Linked DNA regions of Homo sapiens: region 2 is linked to region 1. A link is a contact called in ENCODE Hi-C or POLR2A ChIA-PET data. All regions are on one chromosome and are shown on one strand. Each heading gives the region's core, a stretch centred on a gene start or an enhancer-like site at or near the end of the contact. The rest is flanking DNA. Distances are from core to core; before and after follow the strand shown.

Region 1 (7,624 bases), core at 1,608-4,107:
AAATAAATAAATAAAGATAAAATGGATAGAAGAGGGAGATGGGGAGTATCGGTGAGACCTCAAGAACAGCTGCAGTGGTGGGGGCTGTGGTCATCTGATGAACCATTAGTTTGTTCCAGAGAAAGACGAGCTGCTCCCAGAACTTACCCAGAGGAGTGGATCTGAGTGGCACAAGAGGCTGTGGACGCCCTGATAAACAATCCAAATCCCCCTCAAGACAGGCTCTGCCCCAGCTGCTGGGAGGATTGCTGGCTCACAGCCCTCCTCAGGAATTGCCCCCAAGTGAAGACAGCTTCCCCACCCAATGTCCCACCACCCCTCTGGGGACAGTGTGTACCCAGTGACTGGCTGAAGCTGGGGTACAAAGGTCTGGCCCCTCAGCTCAGTGGGGGCTGGGGGCATCTGAAGCTGGGACGGCCATGAGACTTTTCTAATGCTTCAACACCTTCCATGGGTTCAGCTGAGGGGTGTGTCGAGACTGCCTTGCAGCCCAGCTTCTCCCTGTGAGCAAGTCTGCTTCCTTCCCTTCTGTAGGTGCTGAACCTGAGAGCAGCCCCAGTACACTCCCTGCATGGGAATCTCCATCTCAAAGTCAGCCTCCAGGGAGCCCGCCCTGAAACAGATTCTGTCATGGAACTCAACAGAGTATCCTGGTGCGGATAACCAGTGTTGGGAGTTAGAGCACGGACTCTCTCCACCTGCACGGTGCTGGAGCTCTGCACACCCCCTCTGCAGCCATCCCTCGCCGCTGTCCCTTAGCTGACGCCCTTGCCCTCTGTGTGTCCTTCCTCATGGCCTGCAGGTTTCAGATCCCAAGCTACAGATCATGTCTTCTAGTCTGGGCTCTGGCAGAGAGTTCGGAAGCACTCTTATTATCTTAGCAGCAGCATGTGTGGAAATCATTTCTCATTACAGCGGAGGGCAGGCATTGTGCAGAGGGTTAAGTGGGCCTGCTTGAAGTTGGTTGTTGTTAGCTCTCATGTCTATGCCTTGGTCCCTTTCCCCTCAGGACTTGGAGAGCAAGCTGTTTGAGTCTGATGCAACCCCTGGGCTTTGACTATCATGCCAAAAGGCAGCAAATAAGTGCCTTTTCTTCCCTTCAGAATACATGGACAATCCAAAGCTCTATTAGTCTATTATTCAGAATGAAAAGTGTTTACAATATTCGTCCTCTTACTCCTCAGTATGTGAGACTGTTCCTCGTAGCAGGTAATTTCTTCCGAATTCAAAAACTCCTCATGGAAGCATCTGTTTTTGTCATCAAGGAGGGGGCTGTATGTGGAATTGCAAGGCCAAAGACATCTCGGGTCAACTCTTCTCAGGACCAGATCCAAGTCGCCAGTGAGAACACACATTCAGGCAGCCTCCACCAGCGCCCTGCCTCAGGAGCGAGGCTCCCTGCTTCATGTGGGCAAGAGCTGCCCTTGTTTTCCCAGCGGGCAGTTGGGGGTCTGGAGCCTAGGAAGCAAAGTGAAGCACACACTCCTGCTTCCTTCCTTCCCTGCAGTTGGTGAGTATCTGGCTCAGTTTAGGTTAATATCATCTCTTCAGCCTGGCCCAGTTTACCACTATGGGAAGGAGCCCAGCAGCAGGGGCTGCCAGACCTGGAAATAGATCTGCTCATTGCAGTGTGGCAGGTGCAGAGAAACAGAGCCAGCTATAGCTGGAAGAGAATCTTAGGGCACAGAGATGCACCAACATGTATGAACAAGTCGAGACCCAAGTACCAAGCTGTAGAGTTACTGCACCATAGCAACCCAGGCCAGCAGGCAAGGCAAGAGGGCAGTTATTACAGAGAGCCATGGGGCAAGAGTGGAGCCACCTTGACAGTGGGGGTGACCAGAAGCCACATCTAGGAGTGTTGGCCCAGAGTCTCTGCATTTCCTCCTGCTCAGGACCTTAAGAGAGGCCCATCTTAAATGCCACTGTCTCCATGAGCTTTTGGAAACCTTACCAGTTTCCTCCCCTGTTCAGGGAGTTCCACTAGGGTAACATTCCTGCCTTCTCTCCACCCCTCTATTACTTTGCCCCAGGGAAAATAAAAGATGACTGCTTGGATAGGTAGGTGGGGAGGGGAAACTGGTCCTGTGTAGGCCAGTGGGCCCCTCCATCACCTTGGGGGTGAGCTGCATGCAGGGTATAAAATCCCACTGCTCTCGCTGAGGGGGCTGCACTCCTGCAGGACTAAAGGAGGCTTTCTCTGGTTGAGGGCTACCATGGCTGGGCGGGTGAGCCTGCCTCCTAGTGGGATTTGCATTAGCAGCTCACTTAGTTCACAGGTCTAAAGCTGTGTCCTCCAGCCCAGCCCTCTAGCAGTAATTAAGAGGATATTTTGGTTCCTGTTGCCACTCCTTTGTTTTATTTCTCAGGGCCCTCAAAGACACCCCAGAATAGATTTCCTGTCCCCTTTAATCTTGCCCTTCTTTGAGTCCCCATTGCATTTTATGGTATATTTCTAGCATGACCTTTCATTCTTTCAGTAATTACCTCCTTATTTCCTTCACCCCTGCATTTAAAAAAAAATTTTATAGATGAGGTCTCACTCTGTCACCCAGGCTGGAGTGCAGTGGTGCAATCATAGCTCGCTGCAGCCTTAAACTCCTGGGCTCAAGCAGTCTTCCTGCCTCTGCCTCCCAAGTAGCTGGGACCACAGGTGCACATGACCATGCCCAGCTAACTTTTTTTTTCTTTTTTGTAGAGACGGGAGTCTTACTTTGTTGCCCAGGCTGGTCTCAAACTCCTGGCTTCAAGCAATCCTTCCACTTTGGCCTTCCAAAGTGCTGGGATTACAGGCATGAGCCACCATGCCCAGCCTCCTTCTCTTACTAGCTGAGAACTAAGAGAAGACACTCTGGAGACAGAGGAGGAAACAGTGACGATGCCACATGATGAATACATAATGGAGGGTGAAGACAAGGCTCCGTCAGGGGCACCAAGGAGGGAAACCCAGTTCTGTGGGGAAGGTATGGGGCAGCTTCACAAGCCCAGTGTCTGCTCCCTTTGTGGGAGACGTGTTGTTTCAGCATCCATTCCCCCTTCTTTTAGGAAAAGTGCTTGAATTTCCTTTTCATGGAACCACCCACCTCCCTCTCATCCATGCATTCTATTCCCAGTATCAGGGGTAGACAAGTGACTTCAGGCTTGGCCAATTAGGGTTCTGACTCTTGGTCAAATCAGAGTGAATCCTGAGTCATTTGTAAACTCCAAGGAAAGGGCTTGCTTTGTTTTCTGTTGAATGCAGTGCTCTGAGATAGCCGGAAATGAAACTGCTCTCTTGCCACACTGAAGGCTAGAGAAGGGCCTGGCCAGGAAATGATGCCAGTGATCAGGGGTGGAGCTGGAAGAGGGGGAGTGAGGAGGCCCAGACATCTTGGGAGCCCCAAATTCACCTCAGGATTTAACTTCTCCGCTGCTCAGCCAATAAATTCCTTTCTTCCATGACTAATTTGAGTTGAGTTTTTAGTTTTTGCAACTAAAACAGCACTGACTAATACACCCTTAGGTAAGATTAGAGCAAGAATTTCCAATATCTGTGTTCTTCATCCTGAAATTTGGTGAGGATATCTAAGGTTCTTTTGTCTTTTAAAAGAATTCTGTTGCAATGGAAAGTATCAATCCATATTTTTCCATTTCTCCAAAATGTTTTAGTGTATATCTATGGGGCACAAACTTAATCTCTGTAGGCCCTCTGCCATAGTTGCTCTGTGCCACTTGATAAGGGGCTGGTATCTAGAATATATAAAAACTCTTAAAACTCAGCCGGGCATGGTGGCTCATGCCTATAATCCCAGCTCTTTGGGAGGCCGAGGCAGGCGGATCACCTGAGGTCAGGAGTTTGAGACCAGCCTGGCCAACACGGTGAAACTCTATCTCTCTAAAAATACAAAAATTAGGCGGGCGTAGTGGCTCACTCAAGACTGAGGCAGAAGAACCACTTGAACCCAGGAGTTGGAGGTTTCAGTGAGCCCAGATGGCTCCACGGCACTCCATCCTGTGCAACAGAGTGGCACAGGATGGCAAAAACAAACAAAAGCTCTTAAAACTCAACAATAAAAGACAACCCACTTTAGAAATGAGAAAAGGGCCAAGTGTGGTGGTAATCCCAGCACTTTGGGAAGTTGAGGTGTGTAGATTGCTTGAGCCCAGGAGTTTGAGAGCAGCCTGGGCAACATGGCAAAACCACATCTCTACAAAATACAGAAAAGAAAAAAAAAAAATCAGTCAGGTGTGGTGTTGCACACCTGTAGTCCCAGCAACCTGGAGGCTGAAGTGTGAGGATTGCTTAAACCTAAGGAGATAGAGGCTGCAATGAGCTGCGATTGTGCCACTGCACTCTACCTTGGGCAACAGATGAAGACGCTGTCTCAAAAAATAAGAATAAAGAAAGAAAGATGGGAAAAGAATTTATTTCTTTCCTTTTTTTTTTTTTTAGACAAGGTCTGGCTGGTCCCCCAGGCTGGAGTGCAGTGGTGCAATCTTGGCTCACTGCAACCTCTGCCTCCCAGGTTCAAGTGATTCTCCTGCCTCAACTTCCCGAGTAGCTGGTACTACAGGAGCAAGCCACCACACCCAGCTAATTTTTGTATTTTTAGTAGAGCCGGAGTTTCACCATGTCGGCTAGGCTGGTCTCGAACTCCTGACCTCAAGTGATCTGCCCACCTCGGCCTCCGAAAGTGCTGGGATTACAGGTGTGAGCCACTGAACCTGGCCTTTTTTTGCTGCTGTTGTTGTTCGTTTTGTTTTGTTTTTGTTTTTGTTTTGAGATGGAGTCTCGCTCTGTCACCCAGCCTGGAGGGCAGTGGCTCAATTTTGGCTCACTGCCACTTCTGCCTCCTGGGTTCCAGTGATCCTCCTGCCTCAGCCTGCTGAGTAGCTGAGACTACAGCCGAGACACCACCATGCCTGGCTAATTTTTTTTTTTTAAGTAGAGATGGGGTTTCAGCATTTTGGCCAGGCTGATCGTGAACTCCTGACCTCAAGTGATCTGCCCACTGCACCTGGCCTTTTTTTCTTTTTTTTTTAATAGAGATGAGTACAATGGACTTTAGGGACTCAGGGTAAAGGGTGGGAAGGGGGTGAAGGATAAAAGACTACACATTGGGTACAGTGTGCACTGCATAGGTGGTAGGTGCACCAAAATCTCAGAAATCACCACTAAACGACCTATTCCTATAACCAAACACCACCTGTTCCCCAAAAACCTATTGGAAAAAAAAAAACTCACGTAAGTAAATAAATAGAGGCCAGGAGCAGTGGCTCACACCTGTAATCCCAGCACTTTGGGAGGCCGAAGTGGGCAGATCACCTGAGGTTGGGAGTTTGAGACCAGCCTGGCCAACATGGAGAAATCCTGTCTCTACTAATAATACAAAAATTAGGTGGGCATGGTGGCACATGCCTGTAATCCCAGCTACTTGGGAGGCTGAGGCAGGAGAATCACTTGAACCTGGGAGATGGAGGTTGCAGTGAGCAAAGATCACCCCATTGCACTCCAGCCTGGGTGACGAGCGAAACTCCATCAAAAGAAGAAAAAAAAGAAAGGAAAGAAAGATGCGGTCTGGTGGTGCTGCCCAGGCTGGAGTGCAGTGGCTATTCATAGGTATGATCATAGTGCACTGCAGCCTCAAGACTCTTGGGTTCCAGTGGTCCTCCTGCCTCAGCCTCCTGTGTAGCTGGTACTACAGGCTACAGCTAAACTGCTCAGTTCCTCAGTCCTTCTTCATCTCCCACAGTGGATACAGAGCGTGGCAGCCCCCTCTCAGGAAGTCATGGATCTTTATGGCTGGCAGGACTGTAAAGTCACCCAGTTCAGCCCCTCATTTACATATAAGGAAACAGTCCTATAGAGAAGGCGTGCCTTTTTAAGTCACACATTTGAGCAAATAAATAATTATCTCCTCACACATTTAAGATTGCTATTACATCCTTTTCTCTAGAACTTTTAACCTTTCATCCACTCAGAATGCTTGCCTGGACCCTCTCCAATTTCTCAATATCTTTCTTTTTTTTTTTTTTTTTTTTTTTTTTTTGGAGACGGAGGCTTGCTCCGTCACCTAGACTGGAGTGCAGTGGCATGATCTTGGCTCACTGCAACCTCTGCCTCCCAGGTTCAAGTAATTCTCCTGCCTCAGCCTCTCAAGTAGCTGGGATTACAGGCGCCCACCACCACGCCCGGCTAATTTTTGTATTTTTAATGGAGACGGGGTTTCACCTTGTTGGCCAGGCTGGTCTCAAACTCCTGACCTCAAGTGATCCACCCACCTCAGCTTCCCAAAGTGCTGGAATTACAGGCGTGAGCCCTCGCGCCCAGTTCAACATCTTTCTTAAGTGGGCCCAAGGTTGGGGGGAAAATCTCACCGTAGAGATATTTGTTAGATATCGAGCATGTGCTGAAGAAGGCATCTGTGATGATTAATTTTATGTGTCAGTTGGACTGGACCATGGGGTGCCCAGATATCAGCTTGAACATTACTCTGGGTCCATCTGTGAGGGCGTGGGGTAGGACTGGCATTTATGTTGGTGGAGCAAGTAAAGCAGGCTGCCTCCCTAACGCAGGGGATCCTCATCCATCAGCTGAGGGCCCAAATAGAACAAAAGGCTGAGTTGGAGGGCGCCCCTCCTGCATGACCAACTTTCAAGTGGTGACATCAGCTTTCTTCCTGTTTTTGGACTTGAACTGAAACATCAGCTCTTCCTGGATCTTCAGCCTGCTGGCCTTCAGACTAGAACTACAACCTCGGCTCTCCTGGGTCTCGGCTTGCTGACTCACCCTGCAGAACTTGGGACTTGTCAGCCTCTACATTTGTATGAGCCAATTCCTTATAATGTCTTTCTGTATATATACATATATCTCCACATCTTATTGTTCTGCTTCTCTGGAGAACCCTGAGTAATACAGCATCATTCCAAGATCAGCAGAAATGTTAGTGCTTCTGGGGAATTACTGCAAAGGGTACCTGAATAGCAGCACATGCTCTCAGTACCCCCGCCTTCTGTTGTCTGCTGTTGCCTGCTCCCTCCCCACCCTTTGGGTTGATTTCAGGATAGAGATATGGGGATGGGACTGGGGTTGGGTGTGCGGTTACCCAGAACAGCCAGGATGTGTGCACGCTGTGACCCAGGAGCATCAAGCACTGCTCAAGCTGCTTGGAAAAGAAAACAAAAGTCAGGAAAGTGAGGAGCTGGGAGGGTGCTGGAAAGGAGCAGGAAGAAACGGGCAAGGGTAGGAGAGAAGCAGAAAAAACAATCCCTGAGACAGAGCTGGTGTAACCAAGGCTCTGTTTCCCCCACGGTTTGAGAGTGGGTGAGCCTGACTTCAAGGCCCAGCTCTGTTCAAAGATAGGACACTGATTTTCTTCAAGAAGGCAGAGCTGGTGAGTGGCCTCATGTCTTACCATCATGGAAAGGCGAGGGCTGGGGGAGAGAGAAGGGGCAGCCAAGGCCTCAGAGTGGTGTAGGCCTCACCCTTGTGCTCACATGTCCCAACCACTGCCAGCGGTGCCACCTCTGAATCCCAGACCCCACATGTAACCATCCTCTACCTGGACCACAGGAGGAAGCTCCACGTTCTTTGCCAGGGTTCAGGGTAAGGGGCATGATCTAAGTTGGGCAAAAGAGAGTCATC
Region 2 (7,624 bases), core at 1,754-4,253, 1.4 Mb after region 1:
TTGTGCGCCTGTAGTGCCAGCTACTCCAGAGGCTGAGGTGGGAGGTTGGCTTGAGCCCGGGAGATGGAGGTTGCGGTGAGCCCAGATCGCACCATTGCACTCCAGCCTGGGTGACAGAGCCAGACTCTGTCTCAAAAAAAAAAAAAAAAAAAAAAGCAGTTGATTTTAAAATGGTGTCACCCTGTCTCTCCTAGGCTCCTGTTTTCCTAATAGCATGAACAGCCCCCCCGTCAGCTCCTACCCCTTGGTCTCTGACCTGTTCCTCCTCCGAGGTGACCTCTATCCTGAATTTTGAAAACATATTAGTATTGCCTGTTTCTGGACTTTGTGCAGATGAAGTCATTGGTATGTATTCATTTGCATCTAGTGTTTATACATTCATAAAATAGATCACTGTGTAGCCATTAAAAATAATGAGAGAGTGCTATATAATTTCATATGAAACATATCAGGACACATTGCTAAGTAAAAGCAAAGAGAAAGCAGACACCGAGTGTAGACTGTTATATGCATGAATGTCTCTGAACAGTATATGAGGCACCTTCAGGTCTCTTTTTTATTTTTTTTTTTTTTGAGACAATCTTTCTCTGTTGCCCAGGCTGGAGTGCAGTGGCGCAATCTGGGCTCACTGCAACCTCCACCTGTCGGGTTCAGGCAATTCTCCTGGCTCAGCCTCCCTAGTAGCTGGGATCACAGGTTCCCGCCACCATGCCCAGCTAAGTTTTTTTTTTTTTTTTTTTTGAGATGGAGTCTCACTCTGTCACCCAGGCTGGAGTGCAGTGGTGCGGTCTCGGCTCACTGCAAGCTCCGCCTCCCGGGTTCATGCCATTCTCCTGCCTCAGCCTCCCGAGTAGCTGGGACTACAGGCGCCCACCACCACGCCTGGCTAATTTTTTGTATTTTTAGTAGAGATGGGGTTTCACCGTGTTAGCCAGGATGATCTCGATCTCCTGACCTTGTGATCTGCCTGCCTCGGCCTCCCAAAATGCTGGGATTACAGGTGTGAGCCACCGTGCCTGGCCCCAAAGATGATTGTCTTATAAAAGCCTATGTAACCCTTTTCATTTTTTCTTTAAAAAATGTCTTCCTTTACCTCCTGGAACACATCCATACTTATTCCCATTGTAATGCCCGTTCCTGAATAAACATCATTGTTTTTTTAGAGAGGGAGAGAGAGTCCATTGGTGAGAGAGTCTCACCAATCTCCTGTCCCCAGGGCACTTCCACCCCTGGGTATTTGTACTGATCAACCAGGTTACGCTTTCAGCATTTGCAAACTCAGGATGGAGATTTTAGACCCTCTTCAACCTCCAGGTTTCCTCTTTGCAAAGGCCAGCAGCAGAAGCAAAAGAGATGGAGCCCGGGTTAGCATTTATTTTTCTATTTACCAGTCATTTGGAATTTGGACATTTTCTGTCCTGTGGTTGTGGTGAGGGTGTGGGTTTTGTGTTGTTTTATATATTCTTTGTTATTTTTTATTCTAGTTTTTGTTTTTGTTTTGGAAGGTATTTTAGAGAAATAAGATTTCTGTGGTTACCATGACCTGCTGTTACAGATTACATGGTACCCTCTCTTCATATGTTGAAGTCCTAGCCACCCCGCCGAACCTCAGAATGTGACTGTATTTGGAGATAGGGTCTTTACAGAGGAAATCAAGTTAAAATGAAGTCATTAGGGCAGGCCCTAATCCGATATGATCCTGTGTTCTTAGAAGAGGAAATGTGGACTCAGGTGTGTATGGAGGGAAGATGTCTTGCAAGCCCAAGGAGAAGATGGCCATCTGAGCCCACGTCCTGGAACAGAGACTTCCCTCACAGCCTCAGAAAGAACCAGCCCTGCTGACGTCTTGATCTCAGACCTCCAGCCTCCAGAACTGGGAGACGATTCAGTCAGCATCTACACAACACAGGGTTGAACTGTGCGGGTCCACTTCTATGCAGATTATTTTCTTTTTTCTTTTTTGAGACAGAGTCTCGCCCGGTTGCTCAGGCTGAAGTGTAGTGGTGTGATCTTGGCTTACTGCAGCTTCCACCTCCCAGGTGCAAGTGATTCTCCTGCCTCAGCTTCCCAAGTAGCTGGGACTATGGGTACTCGCCACCACACCTGGCTAATTTTTGTATTTTTAGTAGAGATGGGGTTTCACCATGTTGGTCAGGCTGGTCTTGAACTCCTGACCCCAAGTGATCTGCCTGCCTTGGCCTCCCAGATTGCTGGGATTACAGGTGTGAGCCACCGTGCCCGGCCCTATATAACTCTTTGTGCAAGTTTTTACCCCTAAAAGATATCTGCCATCTCAGCCATGGAACAGACACTGTAAGAACATGAAGGCTCAAGGGCAGGGCTGGCTACATAATTTGTGGGACCCATTACAAAATGAACATGGAGAAAAAACTAGAAAAAAGTGTAGTACAAGGTACTATAATAGATTTTTCCTTTGAAAACAGTTTAATACTTATAAAATGTAATAGAGGGAAATAGTGACACGTGAGTAACAAAATGGGCGTATCAATTGGTCTATGCTATTTTTGGTGTTATAATTTTACCTAATATAATAAGCAGCAACACTTTGTTAGTGAGACGGGCTTTCACCATGTTGGCCAGGCTGGTCTGGAACTCCTGACCTCAGGTGATCCGCCTGCCTCAGCCTTCCAAAGTGCTGGGATTACAGGTGTGAGCCTCTGCGCCCGGCTGTGATGTCTTGATTGATCATAGGATTTTTCTGGCTATTCTAGCTACTTCCAATTCGCTTCAGCCAATTTAGTTGAAGTTTTATCACTTGTGACTTCAGAGTCCTGGTTAATATCCTGTTGCCCTCAGGACATGCAGGATGGAGGAAGGCACCAGGGAGCCGAGGGAAGTGAGCAGAGAGGCAGTCACTTCAGGGCCACCAGCATAGCCCCCGTCACTGTCCACAGACACAGGCCCTTCCCCTTCTCATGGTTGAGCAGGCTCCACCTCACTTCCGTGTATGACTTCATAGACCGTTAGGTTCCGTGGTACCCTGGAGTCCACAGCTGCTGAATCTGAAGGGCCATCAGAAGACTGGCTTCTCCATGATGGTTTATGGACTAAGGCAAAGATGAGCAGAGCCATGGCCCTCTTCTTTGTTCTCTGCTGGATCCAAGGTATATTGCTGTGGCAGCTGGAGAGAAACATGGGCCTCACTTCAAGCCTAAGTGGGGCAGAGGAGGGCGTTCCCTCCCACAGTGTGGGGAACACAGATGCTTTACCTACTCTACCTTCTATACCTCCCCAAATCTGCCATTCAGGGTTTATTACTTGGGGGAAGGGAGTAACTGAAAACATTTTCCTAACTTTGAAGCTTTCTCAAAATTCAGAGCTCTATAGGAGGGTGGCATACATGCGTATTTTAACTTTTCACTGTAAGCATTTCCAAACATATGCAAAAGTAGAAAGATTAGTATAAAGAACCACCATATGCTAACTAACCCTCCTGATTTTATCTATATATATGCACTATTTAAAAAATAACAGGGTTAGGCCGGGTACAGTGGCTCACTCTTGTAACTCCAGCACTTTAGGAGGCCAAGGCAGGAGGATTCCTTGAGCTCAGGAGTTTGTGACAGGCCTAGGCAACATCATGAGAGCCTGTCTGTATAAAAAATTTTAAAATTAGCCATGCATGGTGATGCGTGCGTGTGGTCCCAGCTACTAGGGAGGCTGAGGTGGGATGATCACTTGAGCCCAAAAAGTCGAGGCTGCAGTAAGCCGTGATCACACCACTGCACTCAAGCTTGGGCAACAGAGTGGGATCCTGTCTCAAAAAAAAAAAATTAGTAATAACTTTATAGGATATAATATATAATAAAATTCACCCTTTATTTTATTTTTCTATTTATTGTTATTATTTTTGAGATAGGTTCTCCCTCTGTCACCCAGAGCTGGAGTGCGGTGGCATAATCACAGCTAATTGCAGCCTCAACATTCCAGGCCCAAGGATCCTCCCTTCAGCCTTCCAGGTAGCTGGGACCACAGGCATGTACCACCACACCCAGCTAATTTTTTAAATTTCTGTAGAAATAGGGATCTCACTATGTTGCCCAGGCTGGTCTCAAACTCCTGGGCTCAAGTGATCCTCCTACCTTGGCCTCCCAAAGTGCTGGAATTACAGGCATGAACCACTATGTCTGGCCAAATTTACCCTTTACAAAGTATATAATTCAGTGGTTTTTAGTATACTCATAGAGTTGTGAAGCATCACTATCTAATTTTATTTAATTTTTAATTTTTTAATTTTTTGAGATGGAGTGTCGCTCTCTCACCCAGGCTGGAGTGCAGTGGCGCTATCTTGGCTCACTGCAACATCTGCTTCCCAGGTTCAAGTGATTATCCTGCCTCAGCCTCCCAAGTTGCTGGGATTACAGGCGTGTGCCACCACGCCTGGCTAATTTACTAAACTAATAAATTACTAAATTAGTAAGTTACTAGTAAATTAGTAATTACTAAAATATAATTTTTAGTAGAGATGGGATTTCATCATGTTGGCCAGGCTGGTCATGAACTCCTGACCTCAATGGATCCTCCTGCCTCAGCTTCCTGAGTAGCTGGGACCACAGGTGCACACCACCACGCCCAGGTAATTAATTTTTATTTTTTGTAGAGTCGGGGGTCTCCCTATGTTTCCCAGGCTGGCCTCGAACTCCTGACCTCAAGTGATCCTCCCACCTCAGCCTCCCCGAGTGCTGGGATTAAAGACGTGAGCCACGGCACCTGGCCTGAATTTTCCTCAAATTCAAAAAATCCTGATGAAGGTTTGGCTAAAATCTTTGGTGAGTTACCCCACTCCCTGTGGAACCTCAGGCTGGATTTGAAGAGTTGCGTGCATGGTCCTCATTGTCTCCCAGGTAACCTGTTCCCGCTGCTGTGAAGGGAAGGCAGGTGCTCTTCCTTGAGGCTAGAATCTGTCTACGTGTCACAGTCTCAGGAAATTAAGCAAAACAGATGATAAACACCTCAAAAGGACCCTACTGAGCATCAGTGGAGCAGAGCAGGGCCATGTGGGACTGCGGCGTCAGATGCCACCTCACACTAGCTGTGACACACCTGCCTCGCCAGTTTCTGCTCTGAGGCCCCAAAGCCGAGCTGAACCTCCTCCAGGGGTTCTCAGCCCTAACTGAGCATGAAAACCCCTGGGGCAATCCTCTTTTTAACAATTGAGACATTCCACACACACCCCACATCAGATTTTGGGGTGTGGGGATAGACCTTCACATTTGTAGTTTTCTAACCCTCCAGGGGACACTAGGCTGAGACTCATTGGTCTCCACTCTGAACCTTCCACTGAACATGTGAGAAAAACTAAGGCCCAGGGAAGTCTTTAGCAGAGAGCTGAGACGGAGAAAAGGGTTCTGAACCACAGCTGTCTGCTGAAGGAAGCTGTCCAAAGGCCAGTGAAGTCTCTCCTGAGGGTGCCTGGGCTGTGCATCAGGAGTGAAGGTTGAGGGTCACCTTAGGTGTGAGAAGGAGCAACTGGGAGAGTGGCGCTGATGCTTCCCCCCGGGTTAGGAGGCATTTGGATCACAGAGCGATGCCTGTTCATTCCTGCTTGCAAGGGAGCAGATCTCTCGACACCCGATGGGCCTCTATTCCGTTCCGGCAGCTGTCCGTGTCAGGAGCGCTGGGCTTGCTCCTCCCCACGGGAGCCATCACAGAGGCCTCGGGCAGTCTGCATAGACAACTGCCTGGCAGGTGACCAGGAGGGGATGCATGAGCAGATGCAGGTAGCACTCGCAGTCCCCCTAGCTGTGCCCTCAGCACCTGCTGTCTAGGAGGCAGAAGCCTTGTTCTCGGCCTTGCAGGTGACCCCAGTGTCTCTGAATTCGGCCCCATATGTGTAGGAGGGGAGTGATTGCATCTGAAGATGGGAGTCTGGTTGGGGGTTTGGGAAGCTCCCATCACCCCTCAAGAGTCCACTGACCAGCCCAGCTCACACCAGGTGGGCCTTGGCACTGGAGGCCACGGCTCAACTCTGCAGTTCCCTCTGGGCAGCATTTCCAGGGACTCGTAGGTCAGCATGGTCATCAAGGACAGGTGGTGAGAGCAGCTCCTCATTGTCCTGGTGACCCCGATGGTTCATTTTCTGGTGTCTCTGTGGTGAGCTCCTGTTACATCAAGCGAGTGGAAACCACCGAGGACCAACAGCCCTGGAAATGCACTGAGAATGCAGGATGAGTGGGCTTTGTGAGGACTGTTTTCTGTGACTTAGCAAGGAAAGCCTGGAAGGGAAAGTAAAACTGCTTCTTCCCAGGGAAGCCAGAAACCTGAGAACTTAAAAGGGAAGGAGAACTTAATATATTTCAAAAATGTAACCCTTGTGAATTAGCAACAGCTTTATAAACAAAGAGATTTCCGAGCTTATAGAATCTATTCTGCTTTGTTTCTGCCCCCATGGCTCCTACCCCTGTTTTTGTGGGTACAATTTTCATATAGAACATTTTTACACAAGCTTCAAAACTCTCTGAGGACAGCTTTCCCCTTTGTGTCTGTCGGGTCCCAGGCAGTCACATCCCAGGAAGTGCTGGGGTTGGGCTCCTTGCTCCACATCCTTCTTCAGTGGCACGAAGCGTGGGGTGGAGTGTGTGAGTCATGTGTGATCTTGGTGTGGGCTATGGCTGGTCTGCAGCACCCCTTCAATGACTGCTTCAAGGGCTTTTCATGATGCTTGTAGCTCATGAGCTAGTGTTTCCTAGATGCTGTTTCCAGGTGTCTTGCATGTCACACACTGGCCTACCAGGGCTGGAGTGAGATCATGAGCGCCAGATTGTTGGTGAAGGAAGTTGACAGAGACATCGAATGTCGGTGAACAGGAGTGACCTTGGGTCTCAATAAATACTGTGGTCAACTGAATCCAGAACCCACCCTTACCAGCAGGGCCCACTTCTTCCCCAGCAGGCCGAGCTCTTCCCCTCCTGTCTTCCCTGGCCCTTGCTTTGTAGCTCTGTGTGGCTGTGTCATGTCTGGTTGTATCTGTATATACTTCTGCCTCTCCCGCTATCTAGATGGCTCGGGGAGGCACACCACACACCAGGTCACCTTCCTCTCTGAACCCCCAGCACCTCATACTGTTTCTGTGCAGAGATAAGGCTGGGTGAAAGCTTGTGTGAATGATCTGAAGTCTTCTACTCTAGGCCAGTCTCCAGGAGCATTATGATCTTTAGGAGGGTGGGCTTGGTTCCTCTGTACAATAATGGGTCATAAAACTGAGTGGTCAAGATCATCCCGGTGAGGGCAGTCCGTGTGTTGCCATAGTTGCTGTACCGGTTAAGAATGCACCTGGCTGCAATTTCCTGAAAACCTGACGTATAGTGGCTTAAACAAAGAGTGGTTTATTTTCCTTCTGTCATAGCAATCTGGGGGAGGCCACTGTGGCTTTGGCGCAGGAGGTCGGGAAAGGCCCGCTTCTCTGATATCATTGGGGGCCTCCCCAGTGCTTGTGTGGCAGAATGACAAGAGGAAGAAGAAGGAGAATTATGGCACTGAGTATCATGAGATTTGGGGTCATATATCTTTAGTGGGCGGTGTTTGCTGCCCCAAATGTCTCATGCCATTAAAATGTTCTGGAAATGATTTAGGTAGTTGGAGTTTCCTTCCCAAAGACAAGGCA

What was found. Hi-C counts contacts between places; a loop is a spot of excess contacts on that map. ChIA-PET counts read pairs that join two places held with the same protein, here RNA polymerase II (POLR2A).
Region 2: a map of lower leg skin shows a loop between it and region 1 (23-fold over the local background). The contact joins the promoter of C2orf92 here to the enhancer-like site in region 1. A Hi-C loop is called at or near these places in 1 of 168 maps with a recorded cell type or tissue (lower leg skin). POLR2A ChIA-PET finds 5 or more read pairs at or near these places in 1 of 52 experiments (CD8-positive, alpha-beta T cell).

What each region holds. Positions count from the first base shown.
Region 1 is chr2:96,239,179-96,246,802 of GRCh38, forward strand. STARD7-AS1 (STARD7 antisense RNA 1) reads left to right here. Exons shown (of 4, transcript NR_046322.1): 3 at 535-1,510; 4 at 2,699-3,445. Among named protein-coding and RNA genes, the nearest start is that of TMEM127, 23 kb to the right of the region's middle. RefSeq lists enhancers at 2,656-2,915, 2,936-2,985. Within about 2 kb of position 2,858, at least 19 of the 41 ENCODE cell types and tissues checked have a DNase peak (open chromatin) inside an H3K27ac peak, as active enhancers do; they include CD8-positive, alpha-beta T cell, where a contact is called at or near this core.
Region 2 is chr2:97,666,710-97,674,333 of GRCh38, forward strand. C2orf92 (chromosome 2 open reading frame 92) reads left to right here and starts at 3,004. Exons shown (of 8, transcript NM_001351368.2): 1 at 3,004-3,125. The coding sequence starts at 3,080.